Regions from separate parts of the Homo sapiens genome. Here all the other regions are linked to region 4. The links are chromatin contacts, found by Hi-C or POLR2A ChIA-PET in ENCODE. All regions are on one chromosome and are shown on one strand. Each heading gives the region's core, a stretch centred on a gene start or an enhancer-like site at or near the end of the contact. The rest is flanking DNA. Distances are from core to core; before and after follow the strand shown. Region 1 overlaps LPP (LIM domain containing preferred translocation partner in lipoma). Region 2 overlaps LPP (LIM domain containing preferred translocation partner in lipoma). Region 3 overlaps LPP (LIM domain containing preferred translocation partner in lipoma). Region 4 has its middle 76 kb from the start of LINC01991.

Region 1 (2,700 bases), core at 60-2,559, 210 kb after region 4:
GGGTGATGGTTACAGGTATAGGTAAATAAGTTTTCCAACAGTTAACAATACTTGGAGACAAGCTACAGAGTGATCAATGCTAGAGTTAGGAACGCTGTGAGAAGGCAAGGTGTTCTGTTTGTGCCATTGGGGAGGGCTTTGCTGTGGGGATTGGGGGAAGGATATTGTTTTAGGCTTTGCTAGATGGCTAGGACTTTAACAAATAAGAAAGAAAGAGCTGAGTCTTTAAGACAGAGGGAATAGCAGAGACATGAAAATATCTAGAGAGATTGGGAGTGGGAGGCTGAGTCTGGAGGTGAGATATCTGTATCCAATCAGAGAAGTTTCCTATGCCTTCCTGTAATGTTGGAGGCTTCTTTTTTTTTTGGTAATCAGTAAGGAGCTGTCATGGGCTTTGTAAAAGGGCTGTGATAGGATTACTCTGGTGTGTGTGTGTGTGTGTGTGTGTGTGTGTGTGTATGTGTTTTGCTTTTACTTTATACATTTCAGAGTCTTTTTAGGAACTCTTAGGCAACCTTAACTCTGGGGAGTGTGCATTGCCTGTCTTTATATGTCTTTACTTCTCTGTTGCTGCCTGGTTCTGCTCCTTCTCATGCTTCTGTAACAAAGTGCGGCAATGCAGGCTTCTAGAAGGTGATGTGAGATCTCTGAGCAGACCATGTGTGTGTTCTTCCCATCCTTTTTTCCCCTCCCTTTCTCTTCCTCCTCCTCTTTCTATATCACCACCCTCACCAGCAGCAGCAGCAGCACTCCCCTCCCTAAAATAAATAAACCAGTCACTCCAAAGGTTCCAAGCACATTAGTCACATATCCCAGAAGTTTAATACAGAATTATTTTGACAGCGAGAACAAGAAGTGTTTTCTAGTTGAACGCACAGAACTTGCTTATTCCAACTGGGCTTTCTGCCGCACAGACAGATGATACGTTTTTTAGATGGATTGGCCGCACAGCGCAGGAGACTGTCGCTTCCCTTGGATACACAGCAAACTGCTCACTACCAAAAGTGGCTGGGGAGAAGATGTGAAAGGAGAGAGAGAGAGCGCGAGAGAGACAGAAGAGAAGAGGAGAGGGGAGGGGAGGGGAGGAGAGGAGAGACGGGGAAGACAGAGAGAGAGAGAGAGAGAGAAAGGAAATCAAGTTCTTATTATGTACATAACTTTCTCATTAATGGCTTCCATAAGTCACTGAGAGATTTCTTTGTGTTTATTTATTTATTTGGCTGCTTTGGAGCCATGAGTCCTTTTTTAAACCCGGGTTTATGTCTGTTCTAAAAAATGAGGACAGATCGAGTTATTGCCATGCGGGTGGCTCTCCAAGCATTCCAGTTGCATAGCTCTTCCAGAAATATTTCTTGACGCACTTATTTAGCACTTTCTATTGCCGTTACTGAGCAGATTACAGAATCCTCCCGGCCCTTTCACCAAACCCGTCTAGAGCTGGTATGGATCTACTTGTGCCTATCTGGCAGATAGAAAGATAGAGGAATGGGAAGGTGAAGTCCATTGTTACTCATGAAGGATTTTGACCAGTAACCTCAGAAGAGTCAGAAGAAGAGAAAAAGCATGTGCTCTCCTCTTTCCTGCTTTGCTTTTCTGCTTCCAAGTCCCTCCTCCAAGCAGGAAGATCTTTCCTGAGCAGCAGCGTACCTGGGTGTGAGAACCCAGAGGGAGTGTGGTGGAGAGACGTGAAGGGGTCAGTTCCTGGAACATTCTGTTCCCTCTAGCTCCCATGATCATTGACTTCTTGCCTCTCAAGTCCTTCTAGGGATCTCCAGGCTTTTGAGAGGCTCAGCTGACCTCGCTCACTGCTGTGCATGCTCTCTGGAGCTTTCTTGTCCTCTTTTGGTTGTTTCTTACTAGCCCCTCATTCCCAGGACTTTTTCTGAGGAATCTCTGTTAGTTCAGGTAATAACTGGCTGTGAAACCTACAATAGTAAGTTCTTTGGATGTCGGTGTTTTCAGATGTTTCTTCTTCATGGAAACTCTTTATAAATCCCTCACAAAATGGGATGTCAAATCTCAATATGTAAAATAATCAAAGTGCAGTTAAATGGTGGTGCTGTTGTTAAAAGGTGGAAGATCTCATAGGCTTCTAGCCAGGGCCGAGTTATCTCCCCAGAAGAGCTCTGTGCCTCTGTGGACCCACTTAGTAAGCCATTGTACTGGAGTTGCTTTAAGGCTCCCTACAGCCCTGATGACCTGTGCTCAGCATTCTTTCAGCTTTCTGCCTCTTTGTATATCTTTCAAGCTTGAGAAAGATCCTCTATAGATCAGGAAGATGTGTCCAGTAAGAGATTTGACCTTTGCTGGTTTCTTGACATGGGCTTTGATGAAACCCTTTTAGCATGCTCACTTTAGATGATTCTTCTCAAGGGGGATGTCAGCCCCAGGACCCCCCAGACCTCCATCCCTAAACCCGGGCTTGCGTGTCTGGCAACCCAGGGCCAGCACTTCGTTCTTACACTCAGCTGAGTGGTAGTCCTGCCACCATTGCTGTGGCTCTGGGACTATAGCCTCTGCCTTAGGAACACTTATGAGAGGAATCGATGGAATTCCAACTATTTTTAAGGATTTTTTTTTTTTTTTTTTTTTTTGCTGAGTTTGCATTGCAAAAGGAAGGTAGAGCACGGGCCATCTCTCCCTCCTCCACTTATATTTATTCTGCACCTACCTGCACGTGACACTCTGCTATTCTTCAGA
Region 2 (2,700 bases), core at 6-2,505, 170 kb after region 4:
TGAGATAACCTCTCCAATCTTCATTCATAGAACTCCCAATCCTCCTGTAAACTTCTGCACAGACGCCATCTTGGGAAGGGAATAATCCTTGATCACCACCTGCTCTCCCATCCATTAGAAGTGATCTCTGTGTTCTCTGTTCTGCTAACTCAACCACAGTTAGCTGTGAGGCAATAGAGTACAAATGTATGCTGCATATGAGCATGGGATATGGATTTGAATCCCGGCTGTGATACTTCCTCACTGTCAGTTAACTTGCTTGAGCCTGAGTTTTCCCATCTGCCAGATGGGTGTGATACAATAGGTGCTCCCCCTGAAACCCACCATGTTGACAGGAGTAGTATAAAAATGGTCTGATTCTCCCGGTGAGGTCACGTAAATCTGGAATCGTCAACAATTTTCCTTTCCTTTGTTGTCATGACTTTTTTTTATGACATCACCTCATGTCATGTCACCGTGTGGTATGAAAATTTGCATTGTTACCTGTGCTTCTTCTGTGGCACTTGTCCTCCCTTACTTGATGTCTTATCTCTCCTTCTAGACTGGGAGCTCTTCAAGGGCAGGGAGGGCATTGCATCTTTGAAGGCCTTGACATATGGATACTGCTACAAAGTTTCCTTTAAGGGAAAGGAGGATTCCATACAACCTAAGTGGTGACATCAGCACAGGCTCATTACTAATCTCATGTCACGAGGTTTCAGGCCTGGCTGAGAACTCTGTGAGCTCTGTGATGTTGAGCTTCAGGCACATAGAGTACAAGCTGGGTAGGCCTCTGGCTCCTGCTTAAGAGACAGCAGAAAGGCTGGATGGAGCCTGTCTCCAGACCAGCTTCTTCTGATTCAAGGAGTTGGGTGGGACTGGCAGTTCACTGAAGGCAGAGTGGTAGTCCTGCTTGGAACGTGAAACTTTGTTTCTTTCCTGGGCCTTCCAGTGGGTCTGTTATGTTGGTGAGAGTTTCAGACCTAGAGGAAAGGGTCACTGAAGGTATGGGTTAAGAGCAACTCTGAAAGCCACCTGCCCCCCGACTTCTCTGTGAGTGGGGCCACAGGGAGAAGATCCCTTCATAGGTAGCTCCCCTACCCTTGCTATGCTTGGAAACTGACCATGGAAAGGGATTCATTTCTTAAAGGGATAGGGCTACCATTTAACTTTCTATTGTGTCACTTCCCGAAACGCAACACCTATGGCTTAAGATCCAAGTGCTTTAGAACATGAGATACAAGGTCTTCCAGGCTCTGGCTGCCACATCCCTTTCCAGGCGTGTGTCCCACCACATTCCTCTGCATCCTCTGTCACTGGCCTCACCAGATTAGTCACTTTCTCTGAGAACACCCTGAACTCATCCTTCTCAAGGCCTTTGCACATTGTGTTCCCTGAGCCTATTTTTCTCCTCCTCATCCGTGGAAATCCTCTTGGGTGTTCAGGCATCGTTTAGAAGTCACATCATCTGCAGAGAACTTTTAGACCCTCAAAAGGACGTTGCATGTACTCGTGCTTTTCTACACTTTTCATTCTGTCTTTTGTGTTCCAGTGTGTCCCCCATTGAGGCTCTTCGACACCCCTAGGCATGTCCAACTCAGCACCTACACCTGCTAGGTCCACACACTGTGTTATCCAAGACAGAAGGTGTTAGCAAACCTCTCTTTGGTGCGCCCCTGAATGCAGAACATGTGACATTCTGTTAACTAACAGTTGTGCCAGAGTGGTTTCCATAGCCCATACTGGGGTTCCCATGATTTGTTTGATCATGAGCCCGGCCATTCGAATTGTTTTTGAATTGGTCTGATATCAGCTAGTTAATTGTTAACCCTTTTCAGGTTTGTTTCCCACATACCAGTAGATGTCTGCTTAGTGCCAGGGTTCTGAGCTTTTTATTTCACTTAAGAATATAATAGCAAGGTAGAATTCAGGAAAGATTTACTTGCTGTTAATGTGAACTTTTAAAAAAATAGTTTGAAATGTAGGCTTTGTTTTTATCCCAAAGCTCCATGAAATATGAAAATAGCAGGAGTTTTAAAGGTATATTTCCACCTCTAGAGGAAGAACTGTCCATATTATAGTTGTAATTATAAATTAATAAAGCCTGTGTCATGAAACTTGATTTTGAACGCCTGTGTTCAAATCCTGGCTTTACCACTTACTAGCCTAGAGATATTGGATGAGTGTCTAACTTCTCCGTTCCTCAGTTTCTTCAGTGTTCAATTGGGAAATTTTTCTTATGGTTGATGGAAAGTTTAAATAAGGTCTTGGATATGAAACTGGGATTTTATTAGTGTGTGTGTTTCAAAATGTGGATTTGGAGGCCATTTAAAAATAGCATTTCCAAAAAGTTTGCTTTTAAAGCAAAGTACTTAGATATATAAATTTTTATGAATTTTTTTTCAAATGATAAAATAAATGAGTTTACAGTCAGGAGACATACAGTATCTAACAAACTTAGGGAATATGCTTGGCTTACAAGACGTGGTTTTAGTCCACATAAATTAGAATCACAGAACTATAGGCTTTGAGAAATTATAAAAGCCTTGGAAGGGGTGAACGTGAATTAGTGCATATTGTGTGCAGGCTTTGTGCCATACGTGCTAGATATGGGATCCCAGGAAATGGTTGCATACACCTTGTTGGGTAGATGATATTAACCCTGTTTTGCAGACAGAGAAACCTGAGCTTTGAGAAAATCCTTTACACAAGTCCAATATC
Region 3 (2,700 bases), core at 125-2,624, 240 kb after region 4:
CCTTGAAAACATTATGGCAAAGTGAAAGAAGCCAGTTACAAGGCCGGGCACCATGGCTCATGCTTGTAATCTCAGCACTTTGGGAGACCGAGGTGGGTGAATCACTTGAGGTCAGGAGTTCGAGACCAGTCTGGACAACATGGTGAAACCCCCGTCTCTACTAAAAATACAAAAATCAGTTGGGCGTAGTAGTGTGTGCCTGTAATCCCAGCTACTCAGGATGGTGAGGCAGGAGAATGGCTTGAACCCGGGAGGTGGAGGTTGCAGTGAGCCGAGATCTGCCCTCCAGCCTGGGTGACAGAGCCAAACTCTGTCAAAAAAAAAAAAAAAAAAAAAAAAAAAGCCAGTTATGAAAGACCACATATTATATGATTCCATTTATGTGAAAAGCCCACAATAGGCAAATCTATAGAGTCTGTAGCGATAGAAAGTAGTGGTTGCCGGCAGGGTTGGGGTAGAGGATAGGTAGTGATTGCTAATAACTGTGAGTTTCTTTTTGGGATGCTGAAAATGCTCTTTATATGGTGGTGATGATTGCACAACACTGTGAAATACTAAAAACAGAACCGTAAACTTTAAATGGGTGAATTGTATGTAAATTATATCTCAATAAACCTGTTTTAAAAAGTGGATTTCCCTTTAATCTATTCTCTGAGGATTGCTTCAGGGATTCAAAATAGTGCATAGTGCCAAGTTTTAAACTCATATTGATTTGTTTTTGGTAAATAAGTCATGCATGCTTAACAATGGTGAACACACTTAAGGAAAAAGTGGTAACACAACTAGAGCCACCAAACCGAAGCAAGTATATTTCCACCTAACTTCATGCACGTTTTTTTCTCAGAAGCTTTAAAAATTTATACTTTCTCAAATGTTGATTAATGAGATATCTGATAAGAAATAACAGGGTACTGACAGTCCTGATTGTATAAATAGGCATTAGGGATTGTGTTCATGGTTTGCTTGTCAGCACAAGAGAAATGTGTGATTATGTTGAATGATAGTTAATTTTCTTATCCACCCATTTTAAAAATAAAGATGTACAGCTAGAAAACAGGTGCCCAGGGAATAGAGGAGACCTGCAGCTTTGATAATGAGCCCCAGAAAGAAACTAGAAGGAACAAGCTCCCGCTTAGGAGGTGCCGTTCGAGTCCTGGCCAGTGTCTGACTGTAGCTGATGGGTTTAGAGAACTGTGGCTGGCTTCTCACAAAGGATTTTTTCATTTACTCTTGTTTTGTGTTTGAGTATAGACAGCTTTTCCCATCCTCCATCAGGGTCATTGTCCCACCTTCTCTGACTCACTTATTGTGTCAACAGAATTAAAAGAGCAGCCGGTGGACGTGTGTAGAGGCTGAAGGAGAGCTGTGTTGCTAGCTTTGTATTTGAACGGTTCGTACACAAACAGTTCTCTTTGATTAAGTATCCGGTGAAACCAATTCACATGAACTCCAATTAAACTTTAATGAACAAGTGGGTGTATTAATATCAGCTGAGTAATGCAGGCAGCACAGATTCCAGTAAGTGACTCACTTCTCTGAGCAGCTCATTCCCCATGCACGGTTAGAGTTACTAGAAAGCTTCCAGCTATATTTGAGTGGATCTGGTCTGGGCCTTGTAATTCTAACAATCCTCAGGGCTCGCTATTCATCTAGTGACAAAACCACAGTCATCCAGACCTCTGTTTTCAGAGCAAAGATTGGGGATGAAGAGTTTTGTTCACATTGAGCAATTAGGCCCTTCGTTGAGCAGTGACCATTTGGACTTTTATTTTCCTCATCTTCCCATTTTTGTTTTTTTGTTATTTTATTTTTTAGAGACAGGGTCTCACTCTGTAGCCCAGGCTGGAGTGCAGTGGTGTGATCACAGCTCACTGCAGCCTCAGCCTCTTGGGCTCAAGCAATCCTCCCGCCTCAGCCTCCCGAGTAACCTGGAACAACAGGCATGCACCACTGTGCCCACCTACAAAATTTCTGTAGAGATGGGGTCTTGCTATGTCGCCCAGCTTGGTGTTGAACTCCTGAGCTGAAGTGAGCCTCAGCCTCCCAAAGCGCTTGGATTATAGATATGAGCCCCGTGCCCAGCCTTTATTTTGTTTTTAAGTGAGAATTATTTTTTTCTTAAACCCAGGGGCAGTGTAGGTGAAGGTTAAGGCAGTGAAGATAGAACAGTCAGTTTTGAAATGCACATAGCCTTCCTGAGCCTCACTTTCACCACATCTGCCAGTCTGCCTCAAGTCTTTAAGTTTCCCTACACCAGAGGCAGCAAGGTGTGCCTGGAATGATGAATTCCTTTGAGCACAGACCCTGTTCCATCTAGAGACTGATGACTGTACCTATTTCCTAGGAAAGGTTAAGCAAGATCGTGAATATAATGCTCTTCGTTTCATGCCGGCACATAATAAGTTCCCACTAAATGTTTAACTTGGTCCACTGGGGGAAGGATGAGAAGGAGGATTTGGAGATAAATGAGACTTGGCCCTTGACAATTCAGGAGCTTGGAGTCTTATAGAGATTTGACTTAAAAATGTCTGTGTAACTCCAGAGTGATAAAGACAAAAATGCTTGAAAAAGATAAGTGAGGATTCGGGGGATGGAGGAATCCCAGAGGTTGGCCCCGTCTGAGAAGGCTGGAGGTTAGGGTAGGAAGAGGTAAGGGTTTGGGAAGGTAGTTCTAGGCTGACTGAAGAGTGTGAGCAAAAG
Region 4 (2,700 bases), core at 11-2,510:
ACTTCTCCTTGTTGGGTTGAGCTGTATGTTTGGGACAGACTAACTTGAGGAACTAAGTCCATGATGACTAGAGGAGCACTGGTTAGCTGAAGGTCTGCCAAGCTTGCTGTAAAAATATTTCAGCTTTAGGTGAGGAGCTGCACTGGCCAACCTGCTTCCTTGTAGCTCCAGGGTTTCATGCACGGGGTCTATGAATAGCCAAAGCAAAAGGCCACACTAAGCATCTTTTCTGCTCCTATCCCCAATCTTGAGTTCAGAAAGATCTGCTAGGGATCAGTGCTTTAAATCATCTCTCCTCACTCCCTGTAGAAAAGCCCTCCTTCCAGGAGCTGACTAATGCTTACTGTCCTTTCCCAAGGAGCACTTTTTTTTTTTTTTTTTAGACAGATTGTTGCTCTGTCACCCAGGCTGGAGTGCAGTGGCGCGATCTGGGCTCACTGCAACCTCTGCCTCCCGAGTTCAAGCAATTCTCCTGCCTCAGCCTCCTGAGTAGCTGGGATTACAGGCACACACTACTACGCCCAACTAATTTTTGTATTTTTAGTAGAGACGGGGTTTCACCATGTTGGTCAGACTGGTCTCCAACTCCTGACCTCGTGATCCACCCTCCTTGGACTCCCAAAGTGCTGGGATTACAGGCGTGAGCCACCGCGCCCACCCCAAGGAGCACTTTCTGTTGCTTTCTGGGCAGGCTGTGTTTTTACCCTGTGCCCATCTCTCTCTCCCTGGCCCTCTGGTCTGCCCGGCACAGGTAAGGAGTCCGAGAGTCACCCTTCTCCTATGAGTATTCCGGTGGCTGCTGCTCTACCCTTGGGAGGTGGAAAAGGCACCAGCACAAGGCTTCCCCCGCCCACTCATCTCAGCTTCTTGCTTTCTGCACTGGGCCGTGTGGGGTGCTGGGAGTTTCGTGATCACAAGGAAAAGAGATGCGGGCGCCAGGCAGGGAAGGAGGACAAAGAGCAATCCCCTTATTCATGCATTCTTCAGGAAAAAGAGAGAATTTGACCTGAGCCTATTTTCCGAATAATTCGGCATCAAACAGCAATGAGGCCTGGGACTTTGCCAAGTCTTTGTTTTGTTTTGTTTTTTTCCTTTCCTCCAATCAGCCCAAGGCAATGGGGAGTGGGAGGGGGTGGAGGGGTGGGGGCTACACGCACACTGGGGCTGAGAGGGAATGCTGAGCCTGCAGAAGTGGCCCATTGACAGCTCCTGCTCACAGCAGAGGGGCGGGTGGCACCCCCAGCCTACCACCACAAGGGCAGCTCTGTCCTGTGGGCACAGGGCTCCATCCCAGCCCCACCGGCTGGGAGAGAACAACATTTCCTTATAAGGCCCCGACCGCTTTGCCAAGGCTGGATGGCTCCAACAGACTGTAGCTTTCCATTCTCCTCGTCAGCTCCAGTGCAGGCCTTGAATGTAGCCCTTGTTGTCAGGCTCCTCCTCTCCTCCACAGCCCCCACCTCACCTACTTCCACTCCCTGCCAGAGCTAGCCCCACTGGCGCAGGATAAACAGCCCAGAGGCCTCTCCCACGCAGGGCCTGCCTCGGTTCAGGCCTGCTGGAGGCAGCACAGGGTAGCAAAAGGAACGTGGGAGTCACAGTTTCGGCTGTCCCTGTGCGAAGGGAAGGCCCTTTTCCTCATCTGGAAGATGGGGCTCTAATGGCCATGGGGTCCAAATTCTTTGCATTGTATTCAAAGTCCTTCCCAGTTAAGCTGCAGGTTAACTTCACTGTTTAACTGCCTTTCCATACCTTGAAGGCCAGATTTCCCCTAGCTCTTCCTGTTTCCCCCAAACGCACCTTGCTCACACAGGCCTCCACTGCTTCGTGCACGTGTTTTTCTCTACCTAGGTATTTATCTGCCTAGGTCACTCATCCTGCAGGCCCCACGGTAGGTATGCCTTCCTCCCCTCCCCAGGAAAAAGGAATCATTGCTTTCACTTCGCTGCTCAACATTTGTTTGCACCTCTCTTACAGCTTTTCTGTTTTGCAATTGCAATGATTTCTTTACCTGCCTGTTTCCTCTATAAGATGATGAGCTCCTCCAGGCTCACATGCTCTCCTCTTTCTTTATGTCCATGAGCTCAACCCACAGTACCAGGCACATAATCCAGCTTCACAAAAGATTGCTGCACAAATGCCTGAGCACACAGTGTTGCGTAAGTTCAAAAGAGACAACTATAGTGCAAATACTTGTAAACTATAAAGTGCTGTTAACCCATGAAATGTAAAACTTTATCTTGCTACCCTCCACTCTAATTCTACTGTTTGTCACACTGTTACAGCCCTTTTCCCTGTCTGACCAGTTCTGTATCCAGAATTCCAGGCTCACTGCAACCCCTCAGGAGGTTAACATCTATCACTAAGCCATTACTCATCTTTAGAATCCCAGTGTTGGGGGCTAAAAGGTATGTATCCGAATGTTGCCATACTAGAGTCCACAGAGGCCCTACAGACATACAGTGGCTAAATGGAGAAGCTGTGAGTCCCACTTTTACTATTTATTCATGCTAGGTTCCCACAGCATTCTGGGGGGAAAAATCTGGTGGCTTTAAAAGTTTGAAGCCCACTGATTAATGCTGTCTCAACATATGACAGTTGAAACAACTGAGCCCCCTAAAAGAAAAGCAGCTTTCCCCACATCTCATGTGTTAGCCACAAACTCAAGACCATACCCGGGATCCCCTACTCTTGCTCACC

What was found. A loop is a pair of places that touch in the nucleus more often than their neighbours do. ChIA-PET counts read pairs that join two places held with the same protein, here RNA polymerase II (POLR2A). Pooled maps may share reads with other maps.
Region 1: a loop to region 4 is called in a map of dorsolateral prefrontal cortex, with 6 times the contacts of the local background. The contact joins two enhancer-like sites. A Hi-C loop is called at or near these places in 21 of 168 maps with a recorded cell type or tissue (Caco-2, PC-3, aorta and 15 more) and 27 of 50 pooled maps. POLR2A ChIA-PET finds 5 or more read pairs at or near these places in 3 of 52 experiments (BJ, Panc1 and activated T-cell).
Region 2: a loop to region 4 is called in a map of transverse colon, with 4 times the contacts of the local background. The contact joins two enhancer-like sites. A Hi-C loop is called at or near these places in 10 of 168 maps with a recorded cell type or tissue (Caco-2, aorta, ascending aorta and 6 more) and 10 of 50 pooled maps. POLR2A ChIA-PET finds 5 or more read pairs at or near these places in 1 of 52 experiments (common myeloid progenitor, CD34-positive).
Region 3: a loop to region 4 is called in a pooled map, with 2.9 times the contacts of the local background. The contact joins two enhancer-like sites. A Hi-C loop is called at or near these places in 2 of 168 maps with a recorded cell type or tissue (PC-9 and right lobe of liver) and 11 of 50 pooled maps. POLR2A ChIA-PET finds 5 or more read pairs at or near these places in 4 of 52 experiments (GM12878, HEK293T, HepG2 and 1 more).

Annotation. Positions count from the first base shown.
Region 1 is chr3:188,265,447-188,268,146 of GRCh38, forward strand. The region is part of intron 2 of LPP (LIM domain containing preferred translocation partner in lipoma); the gene reads left to right. Among named protein-coding and RNA genes, the nearest start is that of FLJ42393, 88 kb to the left of the region's middle. Within about 2 kb of position 1,310, at least 21 of the 41 ENCODE cell types and tissues checked have a DNase peak (open chromatin) inside an H3K27ac peak, as active enhancers do; they include ascending aorta, dorsolateral prefrontal cortex, heart right ventricle and 5 more, where a contact is called at or near this core.
Region 2 is chr3:188,219,841-188,222,540 of GRCh38, forward strand. The region is part of intron 1 of LPP (LIM domain containing preferred translocation partner in lipoma); the gene reads left to right. Among named protein-coding and RNA genes, the nearest start is that of FLJ42393, 43 kb to the left of the region's middle. Within about 2 kb of position 1,256, at least 13 of the 41 ENCODE cell types and tissues checked have a DNase peak (open chromatin) inside an H3K27ac peak, as active enhancers do; they include ascending aorta, heart left ventricle, sigmoid colon and 1 more, where a contact is called at or near this core.
Region 3 is chr3:188,293,742-188,296,441 of GRCh38, forward strand. The region is part of intron 2 of LPP (LIM domain containing preferred translocation partner in lipoma); the gene reads left to right. Among named protein-coding and RNA genes, the nearest start is that of FLJ42393, 120 kb to the left of the region's middle. Within about 2 kb of position 1,375, at least 18 of the 41 ENCODE cell types and tissues checked have a DNase peak (open chromatin) inside an H3K27ac peak, as active enhancers do.
Region 4 is chr3:188,051,036-188,053,735 of GRCh38, forward strand. No RefSeq gene overlaps it. Among named protein-coding and RNA genes, the nearest start is that of LINC01991, 76 kb to the left of the region's middle. RefSeq lists an enhancer at 1,160-2,132. Within about 2 kb of position 1,261, at least 21 of the 41 ENCODE cell types and tissues checked have a DNase peak (open chromatin) inside an H3K27ac peak, as active enhancers do; they include ascending aorta, dorsolateral prefrontal cortex, heart left ventricle and 6 more, where a contact is called at or near this core.